Regions from separate parts of the Homo sapiens genome. Here region 2 is linked to region 1. Evidence: chromatin loops called from intact Hi-C (ENCODE). Cell type or tissue: prostate gland. All regions are shown on one strand. Each heading gives the region's core, and the rest is flanking DNA. Links, peaks and the distances in the headings are about the cores only.

What was found. Peaks named below come from ENCODE experiments on the same cell type or tissue, not always from the same donor. Only the 100,000 strongest peaks of a DNase experiment are listed, where the experiment ranks them.
Region 2: a loop joins it to region 1, with 2.4 times the contacts of the local background. A loop is called at or near these places in 7 of 110 quality-filtered maps.

Annotation. Positions count from the first base shown.
Region 1 is chr15:45,576,449-45,591,712 of GRCh38, reverse strand. BLOC1S6 (biogenesis of lysosomal organelles complex 1 subunit 6) reads right to left here and starts at 4,334. Exons shown (of 5, transcript NM_012388.4): 1 at 4,188-4,334. The coding sequence starts at 4,269. RefSeq lists enhancers at 3,188-3,808, 4,275-4,534, 4,595-4,694 and a silencer at 11,735-11,935. In prostate gland, for the core only: a CTCF peak has its summit at 4,729; DNase peaks (open chromatin) are centred at 4,012 and 4,382; H3K4me3 peaks cover 3,920 bases; H3K27ac peaks cover 4,104 bases.
Region 2 is chr15:45,158,466-45,167,543 of GRCh38, reverse strand. It overlaps DUOX1 (dual oxidase 1), which reads right to left. Exons shown (of 34, transcript NM_175940.3): 29 at 6,554-6,707; 30 at 5,574-5,806; 31 at 5,167-5,325; 32 at 3,857-4,012; 33 at 3,626-3,754; 34 at 1,970-2,765. The coding sequence ends at 2,643. SHF (Src homology 2 domain containing F) reads left to right here. Exons shown (of 7, transcript NM_001394037.1): 7 at 1-330. Among named protein-coding and RNA genes, the nearest start is that of SHF, 25 kb to the left of the region's middle. RefSeq lists a silencer at 113-912. In prostate gland, for the core only: a CTCF peak has its summit at 4,337 (motif pointing left); DNase peaks (open chromatin) are centred at 4,323 and 4,613; H3K4me3 peaks cover 240 bases; H3K27ac peaks cover 512 bases.

The DNA.
Region 1 (15,264 bases), core at 1-8,000:
GACTTATAGTTTTCACTGGATTATCAAAGGAGTCTGAGGGCCAGGGGCAGTGGCTCACACCTGTAATCCTAGCACTTTGGGAAGCCAAGGTGGGAGAATTGCTCAAGCCCAGAATGGCTGGGCACGGTGGCACACACCTGTGGTCCCAGCTATTCAGGAGGCTGAGGTGGGAGGATAACTTGAGCCCAGAAGTTCATGGCTGCAGCGAGCTATGATCGCACCACTGCACTCCAGCCTGGGCAGCGGAGCGAGACCCTGTCTCAAAAAAATAAATAGATATAAAAATAAAAATAAAATAAAGGAGCCTGAGGCCAAAACGTGGGTAACGGTCACTGAACTAAAGCATTCTTGCTTTCAAAAGCATGAAGAAATTATATAAACAAAAATGCAATGCCTAAAATAAAGTATGTTTTCAATTCTATGGAAACAAAAATGTAGGTCAACATCGATTTTGATATAGTTCGATATGTTATTTACATGTAAAAGGAGGGTTGTGTTATTTGTTAGGGAGGAGAAGAGGGATTTTCTAAGAATTTCTTCTCTCTTAAGATTCAGCAACTTAATTTACCATAGAAAATAGTGTATAATCATTGTCTTGTGTATAAATCTAGACCTGATGCTGAGATCAATGCCTCATCACTTTCCTTTGAATAATAAAAGTGTAAGCATTGTGCCAGGTATTCAAAAACATCTAAGATGAATATCAATCACCATTCCTACCAAGAAAAATACAATTTCTAAATAGGGTTTAATGGTTTGTAAGATGGAATCACTGATTTATAATCAGAGAAAAAAAAGTAAGATGGTCACTTTACTAAAATTATACACTAAAATTATGATTAATATTAAACTCTGAAACATCTCTCTTCAATTATAGTCTGGTAACCATCAGTAACATCAAATTACATCACTCTATAGAACAGTTATCACAACACATTGCTTGTGACACATTTCTAAGTACAATTTGTGCCACAGATTTAAATTTTGGCAAAATTGAGAAAAACAGTCTTGGCACAGTGGCTCATGCCTGTAATCCCAGCACTCTGGGAGGCTGAGGTGGGCGGATCACTTGAGGTCAGGAGTTTGAGACCAGTCTGGCCAACATGGTGAAACTCCATCTCAACTAAAAATATAAAAATTTCCCGGGCGTAGTGTTGTATGCCTGTAAGCTCAGCTACTCGAGAAGCTAAGACACAAGAATTGCTTGAACTTGGGAGGTGGAGGCTGCAGTGTGCCAAGATTGTGCCACTACACTCCAGCCTGGGCGACAGAGCAAGACTCTGCCTCAAAAAAAAAAAAAAAAAGATTGAGGAAAACAACATGCTATCATATTCGAAGTAAGCTTTTTGAAAATCAAAATAAAATTATATAATTTTTATTTTAACCCTACGAAACACATGAACAAACTTTGGACTTCTCAAAGTTGCAAGGCAACATTCAAATAGGTAAGAGCTAACTAGAAACTGAAGCACTCCACATATAAAATAAAAATACAAAAACCAAAAAAAGAAAAAATATAGAGAGAGAGAGAGAGAGAGAAAAGTGAAGCACTTAGGGATATTAATGTACCAACTGTATAGGAAGTGAATAAATTATATCCACCAATTATGCCGTTGCTTAAGGCTTGATTAAAATAACAATGCAATCAGCAACTTTAAGTATTAATAAATATAGAAAACAATTTTCTTAATGTTTTATGATAGGAACACCCCAAAAAAGGGCATTTCAACTTTAAGGAATAACAACTAATTCACTTCGCTTAACAATATATACATACATTTTAACTCACAAACCCTCCTCCCACCCCAATGTTCTGGTTAATTATTGGATGAGTCTCAGTTACTCATTTTTTGTTTGTTTGTTTGTTTTGTTTTTCTCTCTTTTACCCTCTGCTTCCAATGGTTAAGAAGTCACTCAAGTTTTTATATATATTTAATTACTAAGTTCAAGGTGCTTTATTGTGCGAGAGTAAAGAAGAAGAAAGGGAGGGTCCTTATTCTATTCATACGAGAAAGGTTTGCTGAACATCTATATTATGTACCAGGTTCTGAGATTACAACAATAAATAAGGCAAGTCTCCTTCCCTGGAAGGGCACAATACGAGCAATCACAGAATATGAGAAGTGAGGAATCACAGAAAATGAGAAACAGAAAATGTTATGGAAATTCAGGGGAGAGCGACTTTCATTAGGGAAGTCTAAGAAAAATTCCTAAAGGAAGTGTGGACACTGAGCTAAGGCTCAAAGAATGGATGGAGTTTTCATTTCTCTTTGTCTATTCGAGTGTTACTCACTGTAAAAACTTAAAACACTACAGAGGGAGGCACAAACTGAAAAGTAAAAATACTTCTTCTTACCCTCTAACTCCAGCATGAGCTACTCTGGAGTTTCTCACAGAGCCTTCCAGAAATTGTCTTTGCGTATCTATGCATATATTATTTTTATGACAAACGAAATATTACTCATACCATTCTGCAACTTTTAAAACATATATCTTAGGTATCTTTCCATACCAACATATAGGGATCTACTACATTATTTTTAGCAGAATAGAATTCTACCATAGTTTGTTTAACCAGTCCCCCATAGATGGATTATTTAGGTTATTTTCACTTTTTGCTATTTCAGACAATGCTGCAGTGAGCTTCCTTGCTTATCTGCATATTTGTGTCACTTTCTGTAGGATAAATTCTTAGAAGTAGACTGTTGGGACAAAGAGTTTATGCATTTTTTAAACAGACATTGCCAAACTGCCCTCCTAAGAAATTGGCACCAATTTCCACTCCCACCAACAATCTGTGAGGACTATTTCCAAATGGGGAAGAAATCTATGGCAGGAGTGGAATGGATGCAATATGGGTAAAGAAAGCAGCATGAGGAAAGGCTGGAATACAGTACAGGATACTTCTGGAGAGGCATGGGGCATATGCAGCATAGCAATAGTGAGCTTTAAGACCGGAAGGCCAGTAAGGGCCTCTAAATGCCAAGTTAATGGTTTGGACCTTTGTTAATAAGTAGTGAGGAGCTATTTAAGGTTTCTGAGTTCAGGAATGACATGACTGAAGCTTTATCTTGGGACAGTGATGTGACAGCAGCGGGACAGATGCGTTGAAAGAGTAAGACTGGAGGTGAACCAGCCTTTCAACAGCTGTTTTAAAGGTGAAATTACAAGGAGATGGAATTGTATAGGAGAATCCCCTAGAGGTGGAAGGAGAGAGAGAGGAAAAAGTCCAGAGCAATTTCAAAGTTTCAAGTCAGAGTGACCTACCACCATTAACAGGATGAGACATGTTTTCATTTATGTACATGCCTTACGTGAGATTAGTGCAAAACAGCCACGTCAAAGTATCCAGCTAGCAGATGGAGAAGTAAACAAGAGTTAAGAGAGGGGCCCAAGTTTCAAATACATACAAAGAAGTCATATTTATAGAAGCGACTTAATGAAAGTGTGAAGAGATCCTTGAGGAAAAGCATGAACAGGAAAGTGCTGAGAGCACTATTTGGGGGTAACCCCTATATTTCTGAAACAGGAGGTAAAAGAAAAAGCATATCCAAGGAGCCCTGCAGCCTTTCTCATCTAAGGCCTCATCTAAACCACAGAACACAGAAAATGCTCTGAGTGACCATTTTCTCAGTTCTCCCAAGGATGGTACATAAATAGTACCATTTTGGGTGCACAGCAAGTTAATTCATTCCATTCAATGGATGCCTTAGGGCATTAGAGCTTAAATCCCTCCTGGAACTCGGTCGAGAAGACTGCTGCAGGAATAGGGATGAAGTAATATCACCGAGCTGACCAAGCATTTCATGAGTGGTCAATATTATAGGATACGTCACCTCTCTGAATTATAAGCTGATCATCTTTCTGGTAAATCCATCCCCCACCACTGCCGTATGACAAATAACCAATGACGTACCGGAGTCAACACATAAACTCAGAATGGCTTCACCATCAACCGCCTTCAATTGCACCCCCAATACAAAGCTTCCCCTCGGGACTTCAGTTCCGCCCATTGCGCTGGGCAGAGGGGCCGGCGCGGTTCCCCATTTCTGCACTCGGGGCAGGGCCCGGGGGCCGCAGCCGCCAAAAACCGCTTACTCCCCCAGGGTTTCTCCGGAGTTCTACTCACTCAGGTCCCCGCCCCTCACACCCAGCCCGGGCCGCGCTTCCCACCCGATAGTACGTACCAGGCGTCGGCTCCCCGGCCTCCAGGCAGTAGGGTGGCCGTGTCAGGGCCCCGTCCGGAGACGACGGCCCAGGGACACTCATGTCCCTCCAGCTGGGAACACAGGGAAGAAGCAAACGTGTGGCTCGTCAGAAGCAAGGCGGCACCTAACGACTCCAGCGGCTGGCCGGACAGAAGAGATTGTCGCACCCGGAAGTGACGGGGGCGAAAAAACTGCGGGCTTCGATCACGCGCTCGAGAGTTGGCTCTGCCCCATGGCGTTGTGGGGACCCCGCGCTGATATCGTCGTCTGGCCCCGGACGCAGTGTCAGCGGACTCAGCAGTGTGGGGCTCGAGTCCCTGCGATCCGATTGGTGGGAGCTGGGGGAGGACGGTGGTCGGTTTGGGCTGCTCACGGGGTGGGTCACGAAGACCGGAAGAGCGTTGTCTTTGTTGGACGCGGGGGAGCCGTCAGGCTTTCTTCACTGAAGCTAGGGAGAAAACAGGACTTTCAGCCCTCACGCGGCACAGCTTTTTAGTGTTGTCTCCGTGTTTAGGGAAAACCTTCAGAACAGGGAGTGCTCGCTTTCCCTGCGATTTGGACCATTAAAAAATTCGATGCCTAGGTCTCTGCGAGCCTCAGCCTTGCTAACTAGGGTTTTGCCACTTTTCCGGGCTCCCCTTGTTAAGTGTAGATGAAAGATTTAAGCCCTCCGTTGCAGCAGCTACTGAACAAATTCGGCCAAGTTATCAGAAACTGCACTTGCTGAGATCCTGTGGAATGATCTCATGAATTCTGTTGGAAAACACTTAGAAAAGGGCATAGGCAGCTTTGGACCAAAGAAAACGATTTAGCTCTGCCATCTCTAGCTTATACCCTCTCATCTCAACTGTAATGGTGGCCTCCTAATGTTGCTCCCCAATTATGCCTGTTCAGTTTTCTCAGCTGCAACCAAAGCTTATTTCAAAAAAATAAGAATTTGCAAGACTCAGAAACTTGCACTGGTTCCCCATTGCCTTTATCAGTGCATTCACACACTTTCCTCTTTGGGCCTCTTTTCCTCTTAGTATTAGCTCCTTCTTATTAACTCTGGTAGGCAGAATACTAGCCCCTCAAAGATGTCCACAGCCTGAACACCAGAAGCTGTGAATATGTTAGCTTGCATAGCAAATGGGAATTAAGGTTGTTAATTACCTGGTGTTGAAATAGATTATCCTGGAATCGCTTTAACCAGGGAGGCAGAGGTTGCAGTGAGCTGAGCAGCTCCACTGCACTCCAGCCTGGGCGACAGGGCGAGATTCCATCTTAAAAAAAAAACATTATCCTGGATTGTTCCAGTGGGCTGATTGTAATCATAGGGCCTCCAAAACTGCAAAAGAGAGTCAAGAGTGACAAGTAACTATGAAGAATGATTAGAGAGATACAACATTGTTGGCTTTGAATATAGAGGAAGGGAGCCTCCAGCATTGTGGGTGACCTCCAGAAGCTGGAACTGGTAAGGAAACATTCCCCTGAAGCCTCTCTAATGCTCTGATGACACCTTGATTTTATCCTCATGTGATCAATGTTGGACTTCTGACCAACAGAACTGTGAAATAATCTGTGTCTTAAGTTTGTGATAACTTGTTATAACACCAATAATAATGTACGGTATACCCTTCAAGACATTCTTTATTCCATGTGAGCATTCTCCTAAAATTATGCCCTTTCATGTCTGCAGTGCTCTTGCCTATGCTTCAACCTGAAATATTCTATCCTTTTGTAAACCAAAAATAAAATTATAAACCCCACAACTGACTGATGGACCCCCTGCCCCTCACCTCTTGGCCAAGGGCATTCCAAAGTAAACCTGAAAATCTAGTTATTCCATCATCTAGATGGAAGTGGGGATGGGGGGGTTAGTCCCGGGGGTGGGTCGGACATGGCTCATTATACCCTCCTCCCTTTGGAATTCAGGCTGAGCTGAACAGCATTCACATGAAAACAGATCTTAAGACTGCCAGACTTTTTCTAGCTTTTCTAGAACTTTATTTTTGACACCAAGCCAGCCTGACTCTAGTATAGCATCACGACAGATAGCAGGCCCTGAAGGAAATTGAATTATTTAACCCCAAAATATATTCCTTTGACATATTTTTAAATGGCCCTGCAAAGCTGTATCTTGTGGGGGAAAACCTACAGTCTGTAGAAAAGCCCTGTTCCTTTCCAGGTGTTTTCCCTTACCCAGGAGGGAATTAACCAAGTCTGGCACCTTTTTAGGTCTGATAAGAGCTCTACCAGAGGCTTCATCTGCATAATAAAACCTTGATCTCTGCCAGGGACAGTGGCTCACGCCTGTAACCACAGCACTTTGGGAGACCAAGGCAGGTGGATCACCTGAGGTCAGGAGTTCGAGACTAACCTGACCAACCTGGAGAAACCCCCGTCTCTACTAAAAATACAAAATTAGCCAGACGTGGTGGTCCATGCCTGTAATCCTAGCTACTTGGGAGGCTGGGGCAGGAGAATTGCTTCAACCCAGGAGGCAGAGGTTGCGGTGAGCCAAGATCATACCACTGCACTCCAGCCTGGGCAACAAGAATGAAACTCTGTCTCAAAAAAAAAAAAAACCTAGGTCTTGGGCCAGGTGTGGTGGCTCACGCCTGTAATCCTAGCACTTTGGGAGGCCGAGGCAGGCAGATCACCTGAGGTCAAGAGTTCGTGACCAGCCTGGACAACATGGTGACTAAAACCTTGTCTCTACTAAAATTACAAAAAAAAAAAAAAAAAGCCAGGCATGGTGGCGGGTGCCTGTAATCCCAGCTTCTCGGGAGGCTGAGGCAGGAGGATCACTTGAACCTGGGAGGTGGAGGTTCCAGTGAGTCGAGATCACACTATTGCACTCCAGCCTGGGCGACAAGAGCAAAACTCTGTCTCAAAAAAACAACCTTGGTGTCCACAACCCCATATCTTAACCCAGACATTCTATTGACTCCAGGTCTTTAGATAATAACTTAAGTCTTTTTTGTTTGTTTATTTCCTAATATAGAGGTAGAGTCTCCGTATGTTGCCCAGGCTGCTCTGGAACTCTTGGCCTAAGGCGATCCTCTCACCTCAGCCTTCCAAAGCACTAGGATTACAGGCGTGAGCCACCACGCCAGCCTGATAATCTTTGAATTGCCTGTGACCCTGAAGTCTCCGCTTCCAGGTGTCCCGCCTTTCAAGACCAAGCCAATGTACATCTTACATGTTTTGATGAATGTCTTAGGTCTTCCTAAAGTATATAAAACTACACTGTAGCCTTGTCAGAGGCATTTGAGCCAGAGCAACTCCATCTTGAATAGGACTGGGTAAAATGAGGCTGAGACCTATTGGGCTGCATCCCCAGGAGGTTAGGCATTCTTAGTCACAGGATGAGATAGGAGATCGGCACAAGATACAGGTCACAAAGACCTTGCTGATAAAACAGCATGTGGTAAAGAAGCCAGCCAAATCCCAACAAAACCAAGATGGTGCCAAAAGTGACCTCTGGTCATCCTCACTGCTCATTATTTGCTAATTATAATGCATTAGCATGCTAAAAGACACACCCACCAGCACCGTGACAGTTTACAAATGCCATGGCAACATCAGGAAGTTACCCTATATGGTCTAAAAAGGGGAAGAACCCTCAGTTCCAGGAATTGCCCACCCCTTTCCCGGAACACTCATGAATAATCCACCCCTTATTTCGCATATAATCAGGAAATAACTATAAGTGTAATCAGTGAGCAGCCTAAGCCGCTGCTCTGCCCATGAGTAGCCATTCTTTATTCCTTTACTTTCTTAATAAACTTGCTTTCACTTTACTCTATGGACTCACCCGAATTCTTTATTTTGCGAAATCCAAGAAGTCTCTCCTGGGGTCTGAATCAGTACCCCTTTCTGCTAACTGCCTGACCACCTTGGGCATATGTTCTCAGGATCTCCTGGGGCTGTGTCATGGGCCATTGGTCACTCACATTTGGCTCAAAATAAATGTCTTCAAATATTTTACAGAGTTTGACTTAATCAACATTTTCAAAGTCCTACTTTTCAGCTGGGTGCGGTGGCTCACACCTGTAATCCCTAGCACTTTGGGAGGCAGATCAGCTGAGGTCAGGAGTTCAAGACCAGCCTGGCCAACATGGTGAAACCCTGTCTCTACCAAAAACACAAAACAGCTGAGCGTGGTGGCACACGCCTGTAATCCTAGATATTCAGGAGGCTGAGGCAGAGAATCACTTGAACCCGGGAGGTGGAGGTTGCAGTAAGCCGAGATAGCACCACTGCACTCCAGCCTGGGTGACAGAGCAAGACTCTGTCTCAAAAAAAAAAAAAAATCCTACTTCTCTTCCAAGGCTCAGTCTTAAAGCCTTTACTTTAAAATCATTCACAATCCCACTACTCCTTTCATTCAGAAGTTACGGTAATAACCCTTTATCAACTACAAAGCATCCTGCTATTTTAGCACTTAATCCGTTCTTTTTTTTTCCCCCTTGGTAGAAACGGGTTTTGCTGTGTTGCCCAGGCTGGTCTCAAACTCCTGAACTCAAGCGATCTGCCAGCCTCAACCTCCCAAAGTGCTGGGATTACTGGCATGAGCCACCATGCCTGTCCACTTAAATTATTCTGTATTAGTTATTTCCCTTGTCTCCCTCTATTAGATTGCAAACTCCGAACATACGCTCTTATTCACAGAGAATCATAATAGGTTCTCAACCAATATTCAATGAATGAAGTAAGTATTGATTCTCTAGCCCCATTTCCAGATATCTATAATCTGTAAAGTCTGCGTCACACAATATGACATTTGATAAACTGCCTGGCAACCTTAGTTGGTTGTTAGCATTATCTCCTAACTAGATAGTAAAGCCATTTAGAATGAAGCCATGTCCTATGGGTTGCCTGTACCTCTTTATGTCTTAGCACAGTATTAACCATATTACATGAATTTGAAAATACTGGTTATTTTTTATTATTATTTAAAATAAAAACAAGGTCTCACTATTTGCCCAGGCTTGCCTTGAACTCCTGAGCCTGAGTGATCCTCCTGCCTCAGCCTCCCAGTGTTAGGATTACAGGTGGAGCCACCACACCTGGCCAAAATACTGGTTATTTAAATTCAGTGGATGAAATTAAATGGTGACACCCTGCCAATTTTTAATTATCTTCTATTTTGCTTTACAGAACAATTCATGTTGGAAATTTGATGATCTTTTTCAGCATTTTAACTTTACTTAATATGACAAAAACTAATCAGCTAAATAGACAAGGCGGACTTTGTACCAAACCCATCTTGCTTTTCCCTTTCTCCTTTTCCCTCTACCCCCACAGATTTCAGCTCAATGCATCTGTTAGAGGCATTCCAAGCAGAGTGACTCTGTCTTGAACAGAGGCTGGGTAAAATGAGGCTGAGACCTGCTGGGCTGCATTCCCAGGATAGGCATTCTTAGTAACAGAATGAGACAGAAGGTTGGCCCAAGATGCAGGTCACAAAGACCCCGCTGATTAAAAGGATGCAGTAAAGAACCTGGCCAAAACCAAGATGGTGACAAAAGTGACCTCTGATCATACTCACTGATCATTATACACTAATTTTAATGCATTAACACACTAAAAGACACTCCCACCAGCACCATCACAGTTTACAAATGCCATAGCAACGTCCAGAAGTTACTCTATATGGTCCAAAAAGGGGAGGAACCCCCAGTTCCAGGAACTCCCCCTCCTTTCCTGGAAAACTCATTGAATATCCACCCCTTGTTTAGCATATGATCAAGAAATAGCCATAAGTACACTGAGCCAATCAGCCCATGCCACTGCTCTGCCTATGGAGTAGCCATTCTTTTTTATTTTTTGAGACGGAGTCTCGCTCTGTCGCCCAGGCTGGAGTGCAGTGGTGCGATCTCGGCTCACTGCAAGCTCCATTTCCCAGGTTCACGCCATACTCCTGCCTCAGCCTCCCAAGTAGCTGGGACTACAGGCGCCCGCCACTATGCCAGGCTAATTTTTTGTATTTTTAGTAGAGACGGGGTTTCATTGTGTTAGCCAGGATGGTCTCGATCTCCTGACCTCGTGATCCGCCTGCCTCGGTCTCACAAAGTGCTGGGATTACAGGCGTGAGCCACCGCGCCTGGCGAGTAGCCATGCTTTTGTTTGTTTACTTCTCTAATGAACTTGCTTTCACTTTACTTTGTGGATTCATCCCAAATTCTTTCTTGCATGCGACCCAAGAACCCTTTCTTGGGGTTACTAACACATCAGGTGTTTGTTGAATACCCTTTGTGTTCCAGTCTCTGTGAAATGGCTGCTATATGCTTAACATAACACTGCATGTGGCACAGAGCTCAAAAGCAAAATACTAGAATTTGATTGCAAGGATGTAAATACAGTTTGTTGATTTATATCTCTTTTAAAATGCCTTTCATCGCTCCCATTCCCTTTTATGCACCGAAGTTATAATTCACTCCAAACATCTGAATATCTAGAACTGGAAGGCATTGTAGGGGGTAAAAGTAAAAATCCTGATTCCTGTCCACCAAGAATTTATATTCTACCATTTAAACATAGTAGAATTAGTGAGCATGACAATAAAGTGCTGAATTATGTGGAACAGGACCTGGAGGAATGTAAAGGACATGATGTCATCTTAGTTTCCTATGGCTGGTGTAACAAATTACAAACCTGGTAGCTTAAAGCAACACAGTTTTATGTTTTTTTGTTTGTTTGTTTGTTTGTTTTGAGACAGAGTCTTGCTCTGTCTCCCAGGCTGGAGTACAGTGGCACCATGTGTGCTCACTGCAAGCTCCGCCTCCTGGGTTCACGCCATTCTCCTGCCTCAGCCTTCCCAGTTGCTGGAACTACAGGCGACCGCCACCACGTCGGCTAATTTTTCGTATTCTTAGTAGAGGTGGGGTTTCACCCTGTTAGCCAGGATGATCTCGATCTCCTGACCTCGTGATCTGCCCGCCTCGGCCTCCCAAAGTGCTGGGATTACAGGCGTGAGCCACAGTGCCCAGCCAACAGTTTTATTTTCTTATAGGTCTGGAGCTTAGAAGTCTAAAATCAGGCTCAGTGGGCTAAAAATGAAGGTGTCAGCACAGCTGCTTACTTCTGGAGGCTCCAGGGAAGAATCTGCTTCCCTAGAATTTCGCCTCTTCCAGTTTATAGAGAGGCTGCAACTTTTTTGTCTCATGGCCCCACATCACATGGCCTTTTTCCCCCTGCTTTCATTGTCACATCACCATCTTTCCCACTCTGATCCTCCTTCCTCCTTTATATAAGGACTCTTGTGATTACATTAAGCCCACCTGCATAATCCAGGATACTCTTCCCATCTCAAGGTCCTTAATTTAATTACATCAGCAAAGTCCCTTTTGCCATGGAGGCTAGCATTCACAGACTCCAAGGACTTGAATATGGACGTCTTTGGGGGGGCATTATTCATCCTATCACAGATGTGCAGTTGTATAGTGTACAAGTGGAAAGTAACTAGGGAAAGTTTTAAAATTTAATAGAGGAATTGGGATTTAAGCCATACCTTAAAAGACAGGTAAAATGTAATCTGAAGAGAAAAATTAGTAAAGTCTTTCAGGCAGGAGAAAAACATCATGAGTAGCAAAAATATACTTCAGATTCAAGGGCCTCAAGGCACTAACTGTCCTCTGGAGAATACAGCAGTGACACAGATTAAATGGTTAGTAGGAGGACCTAATAGAGAAAGGTGTTGCATAGTCTGTTAGACCAAAAGAATTTAAGAAGATAAAAGAACATAAAATGTAGCTCTGAATAAGTTAGTTCAAAGAAACTATATCTAGAAAGTGTTAAACACTTTGTGTGTGTGTGTGTGTGTGTGTGTGTGTGTGTGTGTGTGTGTTATATTCATAGCAAAAATAAGGCCATTGGATTTCAAGGACTATGAAATGCAAAAGAGGAAGAGCAAATATAATGCAATAAATAAATCAAAACTTTATTCACCTTTCAGTTTTGCTGTTTTAAATGTTTCTATATCCTTTATTTTTTGCTGACCTAAAGGGAGAAGGTGGGTAAGAGATTCAAGTAAAGAAAAAAATATTAGTCCATGAATATTTTTTATTCCTTTTATGGATCAGATGTCCTATATTTAGAATGTGTTTGACCTACTTCTCTCACAGGCATTTATTTCCACCCTCCCATTTATCTCTCTTTTGATCTTTTTCCAAAAACAGAAGAAAGTGTTGGGGGAAGACAAAGCAGGGGGTGGCGCAAAATATTTCAGTAAGATGTAGGGACTGGCCGGGTGCAGTGGCTCACGCCTGTAGTCCCAGAACTTTAGGAGACGGAGGTGGGCAGATCACTTGAGGCAAGGAGTTCAAGACCAGCCTGGCCAACACAGGGAAACCTCATCTCTACTAAAAATACAAAAAATTACCAGGCGCAGTGGCTCATGTCTGTAATCCCAGCTACTCAGGAGGCTGAGGCACGAGAATCACTTGAACCCGGGAGGCGGAGGTTGCAGAAAGCAAAGATCGCACCACTGCACTCCAGCCTAGGTGACAGAGCGAGACTCTGACTCAAAAAAAGAAAAAGAAAAAATAAAATAAAATAAAAAGATGTAATTACCAGGGCTGCAGAGAAAAAGGGAGGAGAAGGGGGAAGATACACAAGAGAAAGATATTACAGCCCATGACCTTATGCTTCTATTGGATAGATGTTGAAAATATGAACACATTCATATAGGCTGATGCTCTTGCAAAATAATTAAAAGGAAGGGAAGAAATTGTAAGTAGAAAATCAAAGAAATTAATTACTAAAGAAAAACAGTTTACCATTTTGCCTATGGTTAGCCACTTTTTTAAAAACCACTTTTCACTTGTATTTACATAAGAAATATTCTTTCACATTAGCAAAGTGCTGAAATACTTCCACCCACTGTAACTCTGCTACACTTTCCACATTCATTCCTTGCATTATATAACAAACATATTTTTACATGGATTATTTCACCAACACCTCCTCCTAACTCTGCCACCAAAAAGTTTTGCAAAATATATGCAGAAGTCAAAAGCAATGGCTTTTGAAATTTTTAGAAAATGAACACAATTACTAGAAACATTTTATTTTAGTGATCATGGCTCACTGAAGCCTCAACCTCCCGGGCTTAAGCAATCCTCCCACCTCAGCCTCTCAAGTAGCTGGGACCACAGTCAGGTACCACCATGACCCAATAATTTATTTTAATTTCTTGTAGAGATGGTGGGGGGGGGGGGGTCTCCCTGTGTTGCCCAGGCTGGTCTCAAACTCCTGGCTCAAGCAGTCTTCTTACCTCGGCCTCCCAAAGTGTTGGGATTATGGGCATGAGCCACCATGCCCAGCTGCAATATCTTACATAAGCAAATACAAGCCAAGTTTTGTTCAAACTTCTATTTTCTTTTTTTGAGACAGGGTCTCACTCTATGCCCAGGCTGGAGTGCAATTTCACAATCATGGCTCACTGTAGCCTCAACCTCCCAGGCTCAAGAGATCCTCCCACCTCAGCCCCCCCAAGTAGCTGGGACTACAGGAGCGCACCATCACACCTGGCTAATTTTTATATTTTTTTGTAGAGACAGGGTCTCACTATGTTACCCAGGCTGGTCTTGAACCCCTGAGCTCAAGTGATCCACCTGCTTCAGGCTCCCAAGTGCTAGGATTACAAGCGTGAGCCACTGCACCCAGCCCAAACTTCTATTTTCATATAAACACTAAAGTAATTTTTTTTGTTTTTTTGAGACAGCGTCTTGCTCTGTCACCTAGCCTGGAGTGCAGTGGCACGATCTTGGCTCACTGCAGCCTCTGCCTCCCAGGTTCAAGCAATTCTCCTACCTCAGTCTCCCGGGTTCAAGCAATTCTCCTACCTCAGTCTCCCGTGTAGCACCACCACCCTGGCTAATTTTTTTTTTTTTTTTTTTTTGAGACGGAGTCTCGCTCTGTCGCCCAGGCTGGAGTGCAGTGGCGGGATCTCGGCTCACTGCAAGCTCCGCCTCCCGGGTTCACGCCATTCTCCTGCCTCAGCCTCCCAAGTAGCTGGGACTACAGGCGCCCGCCACTACGCCCGGCTAATTTTTTGTATTTTTAGTAGAGACGGGGTTTCACCGTTTTAGCCGGGATGGTCTCGATCTCCTGACCTCATGATCCGCCCGCCTCGGCCTCCCAAAGTGCTGGGATTACAGGCGTGAGCCACCGCGCCCGGCCTAATTTTTTTTTTTTAACATATTTTAGTAGAGACAGGATTTCACTATATTGGCCAGACTGGTCTCAAACTCCCAACCTCAGGTGATCCACCTGCCTCGGCCTCCCAAAGTGCTGGGATTACCGGCATGAGCCACCACGCCCGGCCTAAAGTAATTTATTAAAATAAGAGATTGAAATTCAACTTGCCTTATCTCTTTTATGTTATTCGAGGGTCACTAGAGAACTAGAGGTATGATATCAGATACTACTGTACAGTCAGGGCAGGCTAGGCTGTGGTCCTGTAATAACCTTCACATCTCACGACTTAACACACACACATCTATTTTATGAAGGACTCTGCTTCACAGTCTTCACTCAGAGACCCAGGCTGACAGCCTCCACCACAAGGAGGAACACCCCCAGTCATTACCATGGGAAGAAGAAACATGGCAAATTGCACACTAACTCTTGAAGACTTTCACCCTTAAGGTGACAGAGGTTACATTTCATTACCCACAGCCAGCCACATGGCTACACCCAACATCAAAGGGGTGGGGAAGCATTTTCCTCACAGGTGCTTGGGAAAGGAGAAAAACAGAAAGTGAATAGCATCAGTGACTATCACAGGTGCCAGCAATTAGAGTTTTCTTCTATTAGAGTCTTTCTTCTTGAGGCAATCTGAGAAAAGTCAGGTTTTTTTAGAATGGGATTTTTTTTTATAGACTTTTTTTTTTTTTTTTTTTGAGACGGAGTTTCGCTCTTGTTGCCCAGGCTGGAGTACAGTGGTGCTGCAGCTCACCATAACCTCCGCCTCCCGGGCTCAAGTGATTCTCCTGCCTCAACCTACCGAGTAGCTGGGATTACAGGCATGCACCACCATGCCTGGCTAATTTTGTATTTTTAGTAG
Region 2 (9,078 bases), core at 1,079-9,078, 430 kb after region 1:
CTCTGCCTCCGTCCCCGACTTCCACCCCAGACCGTCGGAGGGCTCCGCCCAGAGTCTGGTAAGAGGTTTGGGGAAGACAGGCCCCTGGGAAGCAGCCGGCTTTGGGGGGTGGGGAGAGAAGGGGAGGGGCTCGGGCAGAGGGAACTGTGCAGTCCCCAGGCCGCCCCGGCTCCGGGCCAGAGGCAATAAATAAACCCGATCCTGCCGGGCACAGCCGCGCCCGCGCCTCCGGCGCCGTCCCCGGGCTGACGGGGGAGGGAGCGGAGAAGCGAGCGCAGATTCTGCGTATAAATCAGCTCTGGAGCAGACACAGCCCGGCTGTGAAAAGCACTTTCGAAGCATCAAGTTCCTTTCTTTGACGAGATGTCAAAACATCCCCGCCGCCCCCGCCCCGGCTGGGGGCACCCGAGGCCCGCTGGCCGCGCGGCGCCCCCTCCCCGCGGCGCGCGGCTTCCCCCGAGCGCGTCCAATTTCCTGCCAACAGCCATTTGTCTGGGAGGAGGGGAGGCGCGGAGAGACAAAGAGGCAGCGCGCCAGGCCGGGGAGCGGGGCGGCCTGCCACGCGGAAGCCGCGCGCCGGCGGAGGCGGGAAGGCTGGCGGGACGGGCCGCGGGGGCCGCGCTTGTCTCCTTGGCCGAGGAACTGAGGGCCTGCAGCGCCTCCCTCGCGCCCTAACGGAAGGGTTTGTCCCGGGCAGACCCTCGGGCGTGGCCGGCCTGCGAGCCCCTAACCACCGGCCCGCGGCCTAGGCCGCACCCCGACCGGCGCCCACCGCTGGAACCCGCCCAGGCCTCTGGGCGGGCCCGGGGAGGCCCACTGGGTCGCCAGGCGGAGCGGCTCTCAGGCTGCCCCAGGCCCGCCCCACCCCGCGGGCAGGCTGGTCAGGACCCCTCGACATGCTGGACAGGCACCTTCGGGGGACCGCTGAGCCAAAGGGCCGTCTGAGGGCCTCTTCCAGAACCTAAACGTGCAACCTCCAAAGTGTGCTGTGAATCACAGTACTTGAGAGTTTCTAAACCAGTGGCTATTTTCTCGAAATTGAGGATATGTGGTATGCAGGCGTTTTGTGGAAGCAATAGGAAGGATCACTTAAAATTGGGCACTCTCTTGCCGGGCGCGGTGGCTCACGCCTGTAATCCCAGCACTTTGGGAGGCCGAGGCGGGCAGATCACCTCAGGTCGGGAGTTCGAGACCAGCCTAACCAACATGGAGAAATACCGTCTCTACTAAAAATACAAAATTAGCCGGGCGTGGTGGTGCGTGCCTGTAATCCCAGCTACTCGGGAGGCTGAGGCAGGAGAAATCGCTTGAACCCGGGAGACAGGTTGCGGTGAGCCAAGATCGTGCCATTGCACTCCAGCGTAGGCAACAAGAGCGAAACTCTGTCTCAAAAAAAAAAAGGGGCGCACTCAGAGAAATTCCCTCAGAGGGTTGTCCTGTCTTTAAGTCGACTTGGAGAGCATCCAGCCATTTTGCAGATGAGAAAACAGGCCCAGAGAGGTTGGGTGATGTGTTCATTTGTCTCCTGCTATCATCTCACTGCCTGGAAGAGCCATGTAGGCACAGGTGCCCAACTCTCCCTTTGCTCAGAGAAGGGCTGGGAGTGACTGAGGTCCTGGTAACAAGCCAGGCGGCTCTGGCTCCCTATAGACTCCAGCTGAGTCTGCCCCCGACCCCGTTCTCTTCCCCAGCCAACCTCCTCCAGAAGCTTCCACACCCTCTGTTTCTGCCCCTCCTGAGCAGGCTCACCAGGCCTCACACTAGTGGCTGACAGGCCCTCTGTCAGGAAGGGCACCCCTGGGCCGGGGAAGGGATTGCTAGCTGGGGCACTTTGCCTTGGGCCAGCTCCTTTACTCAGGACACTGGGCAGCTTGAGAGATGTCTGGGCCAGCCTGGTGAGCTGGCTGGGTTAGTGGCTTCCTCTCCCCATGCCCCTTCCGGTCCTAGGGCAGAATAAAGAAACCCTGAAGGCAGAAAAGTGATTTATTTGGAAGGGAGACTACTGGAGCAGGGAGAAGAGGGCTGAGGAGCATTGCATACATAGGTATTGGGCCAGGGTCTGATGAAAGAACGTGCTTAAAACCTTGGGTGAAATTAGTTGTGGTGTTAGACTGGGGTGCCGAGTGGGTTTCTGTAAATGGCTTGCCATGGGTCCAGCCTCTACCTCCTGCAAGGCATTTGCCAGCCCGTCTGACAGTGGGGAGCCCAGAAGAGGAGGAGGTATGGGAGTAGGGAGGGTTCTAAGATGCCAGCATCCATGCTCCCACTGCATCCTTACACTCACCGCCCCAACACACATACAGACATGCACACACATAGTACTTGTCAGGTCAGCTTGTCTTCTGAGATTTGTTTCTGAAGTCTGGAAGCAGAGGTTTCACTTTGCCCCAAATCAGTAGCTCCCCTACTTCTCACTCTAGTCCCTAGACACTGCCCCCCCACCATTTCTCCAGGCTGAGACACATCCTGGTCCTGGGGGTCCCTGAGCCCACACATGGTGACTGACTATGGCCACCTGGAACAAGGTTGGGAGGTGGGAAATCAGAGAAGGCTGAGGCAGCCAGAAATAGGAAGAACAGAGGTGAGGTGTGGGCTCAAACCTCTGCTCAACTGGGCAGTGGGCAGAACCCCCGGGCAGGGGCCTAGAAGTTCTCATAATGGTGGGAGAAGTGAGTCCGGTCCTGCCTGTTGATGAGCTGACAGGCCTTTTCCACATTCTTGGTCATGCCAGGGGGGCCACAGCTAAACACCCCGATCTTCCGGACCTGTTGCAGGAGGAATAAGTGGAGGCTAACTCTTTGCTCAGAGGCAGGGATAACGCAGTGTTCAGAGGAAGGGGTAGCTCCCTAGTTCAAGACCAGCCTGGGCAACATAGCAACATCCCTGACTCTAATTTTTTTATTTTTAATTAGCCAGGCATAGTGGTGCACTCCTGTAGTCCCAGCTACTTGGGAGGCTGAGGCAGGAGGATTGCTTGTGCCCAGGAGTTGGAGGTTACAGTAAACTGGTATTGCATCACTGCATTACAGCCTGGGCAACAGAGCAATACCCTTTCTTTAAATTAAAAAAAAAAAAAAAGCCAGCAGTGCTCCTGATGGTTTGCTTTGTACTATGCATGGTGAGGGCTGGCTCAGTGTTTATAGGTCTAGTGGAATTTTGCTAAGTGCTAGATCAACATTTCTAATAGAGGTTGGGTTAATCAGTGTTCAAGTTGAAGAACAGCTCAGGGTCTCATGGAGGGCTAGACCAGTATTTGTGAGTAGTGACTAGCCCAGTGCTCATGGTAAAGGTTCCCTCAGTGTCCAGGGTGAGGACTGACTCAGTATTGGTGAGGGTAGTGGTGAGGGTAGCCCCGAGTTTTTGGCGAGGACTAGCTCAATGATTGAGCTCTTCCTTCTGGACAATACATCTTGGCTTCAGAGATGGCAAGTCCCTATTGCCTGCCTCCTCCTTTAGCACCTAAGGGTGACACCCACCTATCCTTTCCATTCCATTACCCCACCAATCTCCCAGGGGATGGGTTCTCATCAGCAGTCGATTTCTTCCTCGATGGGGAAGGTTTGGGAGCTTTGCTCAGACCCCAAATGATAAAGAGGAAGAGAACCTGGTTATGGGTTGGACTGACCTGGGGGTGGACCTCCTGCAGGGAGTTGAAGAAGGGCTCAAAGGGGGGACGGCCAAAGTGGGTGATGGAGCGCAGGCCTGTGAATAGACTCCGGTTCAGAACCTTCTGGAAGTGCCGCTCACAGATGTACTATGGTAGGGAAGGGTGGAACAAAGTTCAGCCAGGCACAGCTAGGGTCAATTCCTAGCTCAGACAGTGGCCCGCATACCCTCCTGGTGGGCCCTGACATACCAGCATAGTGGTCCTGAGGTCGAACTTCTCAGCCAGCTGGGTGATGTAGATGTGCACAGACACCAGGTCCTGGTGGTCATTCTCCTCCACCTCTCGGATGATGTCAGCCAGCCACTCAAACTGACGCTGGGTCCGCGTCACCCAGATGAAGTAGATCTGGGGACACAGGGCTGGAGTTCAGGACCCATCTCAGCTCAGTCTCCCTAAACCCCAGGGGTGTCCATACTGATAGAACTCTTCTGACCACAGCTAGCTTGTGCCCTTCCCTAGACAGCCTGGGGAGATGGAGTGTATGGGCCACGGGGCCAGGCTCTGAGGCCAGAGATGGAGTTGGCCCAGGGCATAGAGAGGTGGAAGTGAGAGACCCCAGGGCCATGGGAAAGATCCCTTGGTGATTGGGAGCTGATGGTCTGTGGGGTGGGAAGCAGCTTTCATGCTCAGCCTGTCCTACAGCTCCCTCCAGTGGTCCCTGGTCAGGCTGCCAGGCACCTAGTGGCTAAAGGGCATTTCACAGAGCAGCCTCAGGGAGACCCAGCAGCTGCCTGAGCAGATGGGAATGGGCTCAAAGAGATACCAGCGGGTGGAAGCTGCCCTGCGGGGAGCCCTCTGCAGCTTCCGAGGGAGGAAAGCGGGGCTGTATAGTTAAGAAGCAGAGGGCAGAGGACAGGAGGGGAGCTGTCACCCTCTGAATGCTGACAGCACATGGGCTGGGCCTCTGCCCACTGCATTCCAGCACCCCTGACTCACCTGCCAGGCCCAGAGAAACGAGCAGGGGCCTGCCACCAGGTCCAGGCTGGTGTGAAAGGACCCGTGTGAGGGCCTGAGGGTTTGAGCTGTGTTCCTGGGGCCAACCTGGCCCACCAGCCCTGCCTTGCCACCACTCCTCCTGTTCCTCTTGAGAGCTGAGCCAGTTTCACTTGTGCTCCACCCAACATGCCCTTCCCTCTCCCAGCCCAATAAGGCTCCAAGTGCTGGGCTCCTTTGTAAGAAGGAATGGGTTTCTTTACCCCCTCCAACCTTGCCTGGAGGAACTCCCAGAAGCAAATCCTATGTGGAGCACCCCTAACTGAGGGAAAGAGTCTTTGTAAACCAGGCAGGATTCTGGAGGCATCCGCAAACCAGTTCTGTCCTAAAGGGTCTAGGGATATCCTGATACCACCCCACTCACCACCCAACCCCAGGTTTCAAACCAACTTGCCCCTGCCCAGTTCAGGGAAGCCAAGAACAAAGGCAGAGGAGAAAGGCACAGATGGGTACCATGACAAGGAAGAAGGGGCCATGGGTTGGTGGGAAGTGGGGGCAGTACTCACCTTCTTACAGAACACTTGGCAGCTGACGGATGACTTGAAGACCAGGTCTTTGAGGATGGAGGCAAAAGGGGTGACCCCAATGCCCCCTCCCACTAACACTGACACCTCAAACTTATGCCACTCCTGGTGGCCCTCTCCAAATGGTCCATCAAGGTACAGCTGTAGGGAGGGGCGTGGGTTTCAGTTAAGCTTGGCCACCACCATAGATCGGAAGCCAGAAATGAGAGAAAAGGAAAGGTAGATACGTATATGGAGTGAGGGGAAGAGGAGGATTTGTGGCATTATCTGGAACAACCAGTCTCTAGATGCAGAGAGGGGAGGCACAGAGCGGGGAGTCTAGTGCTGCCGGGCCAAAGCCTTCAAAGGGGATATGGGCGCATGTGGCATGTCTGGCCAGGGTCTGGTACCTTTGGGTATCTGGCACATCTGTCACCCGTCGGGGCTGAGTAGATCTCCCTGAGGCGAGTGGTCCAGGGCCCTGCTGCCCGGATGTGCAGGCTAAGCGTGTCCTCATGGGGCGCAGAGGTCAGTGTGAAGGGGTGGTACTCGGTGGTCCCCAGAGCCAGGCAAGCGATCCGCACCCACTGCCCTGACTTGTACTCAAAGCCCTGGGGCCGCTGGAACCGCAGGTGGGTCACTCCTGGGGAGGGATGGTGGGTGAGAAGCTGCTGCCCTGAACCCAGCAACAATGTGGCCTCCAGAGAGCTCCCCACCCACAGCCTCAGCTCTGCTTCTGGAATATGACAAAGGAGGCCTCCCCCATCAGAAGCTCACCCTGTGGGGGCCCAGGCAGCACTGGGGCTGAGGGTCAGCCAGGCAAGGGGCAGCCTGGCCTGAGCTTCTCTGCTCTCTGCGATGAGAGAGGCTCAGGTCCCCTGGCAAACAGCCCTCCTTTCCTTTCCTTCCTTCCTTCCTCCCTCCCTCCCTCCCTCCTTCCTTTTTTTTTTTTTTTTTTTTTTTTTGACACAGTCTCACTCTGTTGCCAGGCTGGAGTGCAGTGGCACGATCTCAGCTCACTGCAACCTCTGCCTACCAGGTTCAACCGATTCTCCTGCCTCAGCCTCCTGAGTAGCTGGGACTACAGGTGCATGCCACCACACCCAGCTAATTTTTGTATTTTTTTTTTGTGGTAGAGACAGGGTTTCACCATGTTGGCCAGGATGGTCTCGATCTCTTGACCTCATGATCCACTTGCCTTGGCCTCCCAAAGTGCTGGGATTACAGGCGTGAGCCACTGCGCCTTGCCCCTACCAGCTCCTTTGTCCCTGCCACCCAAGGCACCTGCCAGCTCCACTGGGCCCGACCAGGAGACTGTGCGGTCTAGACTCTGCCTCTGCCCGGTCAGCTCCCTCAGTGTCACCAAGCTGATCTCCTGCCAGGCTGGTACCTGAGGGCAGCAGCTCCGCCTTCACCACGCTGATCTCCACCTTCTTCCGGCTCAGGCTCACCAGCTTGTCGCCCCCATAGATGATTGCTGGGACCAGGAAGAAGATGTGGAAACGGGGCAGCTGGATCAGGGCAAAGCTACCATGGATGATGAGCTAGATGGAGGAAAGAGCTCTGCTCAGACCTAGCGATGCCCATAGCAGAATACAGGGCCAGCTCAGGCCTTAGACCCTCCATACTTCCCCGCTGGTATATCCAGCCCCCACCTCACCACGTACCATGCTCCTTCTAGGTTGCAAAACCTCACCATTCCCAACTCCATCCTCCATAGCATTCCATGAGGAATTAGAGTATTTTCTAGATCCCTGACACCACCCTAGACCAAGTGATGTCACCTGTCACCTGGACTCATGCAGGAGCCTTCCAGTGGAAGTAGGTCTTCTACTGGTCTTGTCTCACTGTAATTCCTGTCTCTTCAAGGCAGCCAGTGTGACTTTTTAAAGTTCATTTTATCCTGTTCATCCCCAGCTTTAAAAGCTTTGGTGGCCTTCCCATTGCACTACAAGGCCTCACAAGTACTCTTGACTTCTGCCTGCCAGCCGTTCTCCCCTCCCTGTTCCTCAAACACGGCCAGTCCTTTCTGCTTAAGGATCTTTGCATCTCCTGCCTGGAATGCCCTTCTCCTGGTTCTTCCCATGGCTAGCTCCATCTCATTTTTCAGGTCTCAGTAGAAACACCACCTCCTCAGGCCTCCCCTCAGTCCTCTCTACCACATCTGCCTGTTAACTCTCTTAGTGCATGCGTTGTCATCCACAGTACTTTTGTTTTTTGGGGGTTGGGGGGACAGAGTCTCATTCTGTCACCCAGGCTGGAGTGCAATGGCATGATCTTAGCTCACTGCAACCTCCGCCTCCCAGGTTCAAGAGATTCTCCTGCCTCAGCCTCCCGAGTAGCTGGGATTACAGGCACCTGCCACCAAACCCAGATAATTTTTGTATTTTTAGTAGAGATGGGGTTTCACCATGTTGGCCAGGCTGGTCTCGAACTGACCTCGAATGATTTGCCCACCTCGGCCTCCCAAAGTGCTGAGATTACAGGTGTGAGCCACCGCGCGCGGCCAACAGTACTTTTGCTTCCTCATTCATTTACATGTTTACTGTCGTTTTCCCCACTGGACTGAAGGGGTAGGGACTGTTTGCCATTATAAGCTCCTAGCAGTTTCTGCCTGGCATATGATAGGCACACAGTAACTGTTGGGGAAAGGCGCTTCCCCAGTTTATCCTCTCCTTTTCCAGGCTAAGAATACCTAACTAGTCTCCCTTTTCCATGTAATAACTGACAAGTATCATCCAGCTCTGGTCCTTTCCCTAATAAGTTTGTCTAACATGGTCAGACACTACTTGGTCACATTCTTCCCACTTGCTTGCTCCTGAGTCTGGCTCAGTTTGACTTCTGCGTCCACCTCTCCTTAGGACCTTCCCACTGAGGGCCCAGCAGCCCCACAAATGGGTAAAATATATCTTTTCAGGCCATGTTGGCTCCTACTCTTAGAAGCCTGAGGCACTAGTGACCACCTCCTTCTCGCCACTTCTGCAACAATGCTCTACTGGTTCTCCCACTTTGGGCCACTCGCTTTCCATCTCCTCCACTGGCTTAATTCCTTCTGCCACCCCCAGTCATGGGTGTTGCCCAAGCCTGGTTTTGTCACCCTCTGCTCATCTCTTTCTATGCTCCGCCATGTGGCATGGCCTCTCAGCTGAGCCACAGCCCCTCAGTTTCAACTGCAGCTGCCACATGATCACCAGCAGCATGTCCTGCCACCACCTAATGCCCTATGGCCATCTGCAGCCAGCCCTGTCCCCTCTGCCTCCTGAATATCCTATCACCATTCCCACCTCTGCCTGTGCTCATGCCCTTCCTTTTACCTGGATTGCTCTTCAGTTTCCACTCTGCCCTGTCAAAGCTTAGCTTACCTCCCCCAGACCCTTGGCCCAAGTCCAGTCTTCTCCTCAAAGTCTTCCCTAGCCAATTTAGCCCAAGTGAAACTCCCTTCAGTGAACTCCTATAACTTACTGTTTGGAACACTCCGCTCAGCAATTAATCCTATATCAAGTGTTCATTTTGATCATTTCATGCATGTGCCACTTTTTGTCACAGCGAATCCTAAGTTCCTAAGGAAGAGATTAGAGTCTCCCCTTCTGCTGCTGGGCCCTACAGAGAGCTAGTACATAAAAGACCCTCCACAGATACACAGATAGCTGCTTTTTTTTTTTTTTTTTTTTTTTTTTTTTGAGATGGAAGTCTCGCTGTCACCCAGGCTGGAGTGCAGTGGTGTGATCTTGGCTCAATGCAACCTCCACCTCCCTGGTTCAAAAAATTCCCCTGCCTCAGCCTCCCGAGTAGCTGGGATTAGAGGCGCATGCCACCACTCCCGGCTAATTTTTTTGTAGAGACGGGGTTTCACCATGTTGGCCAGACTGGTCTCCAACTCCTGATCTCAGGTAATCCACCCGCCTCAGCCTCCCA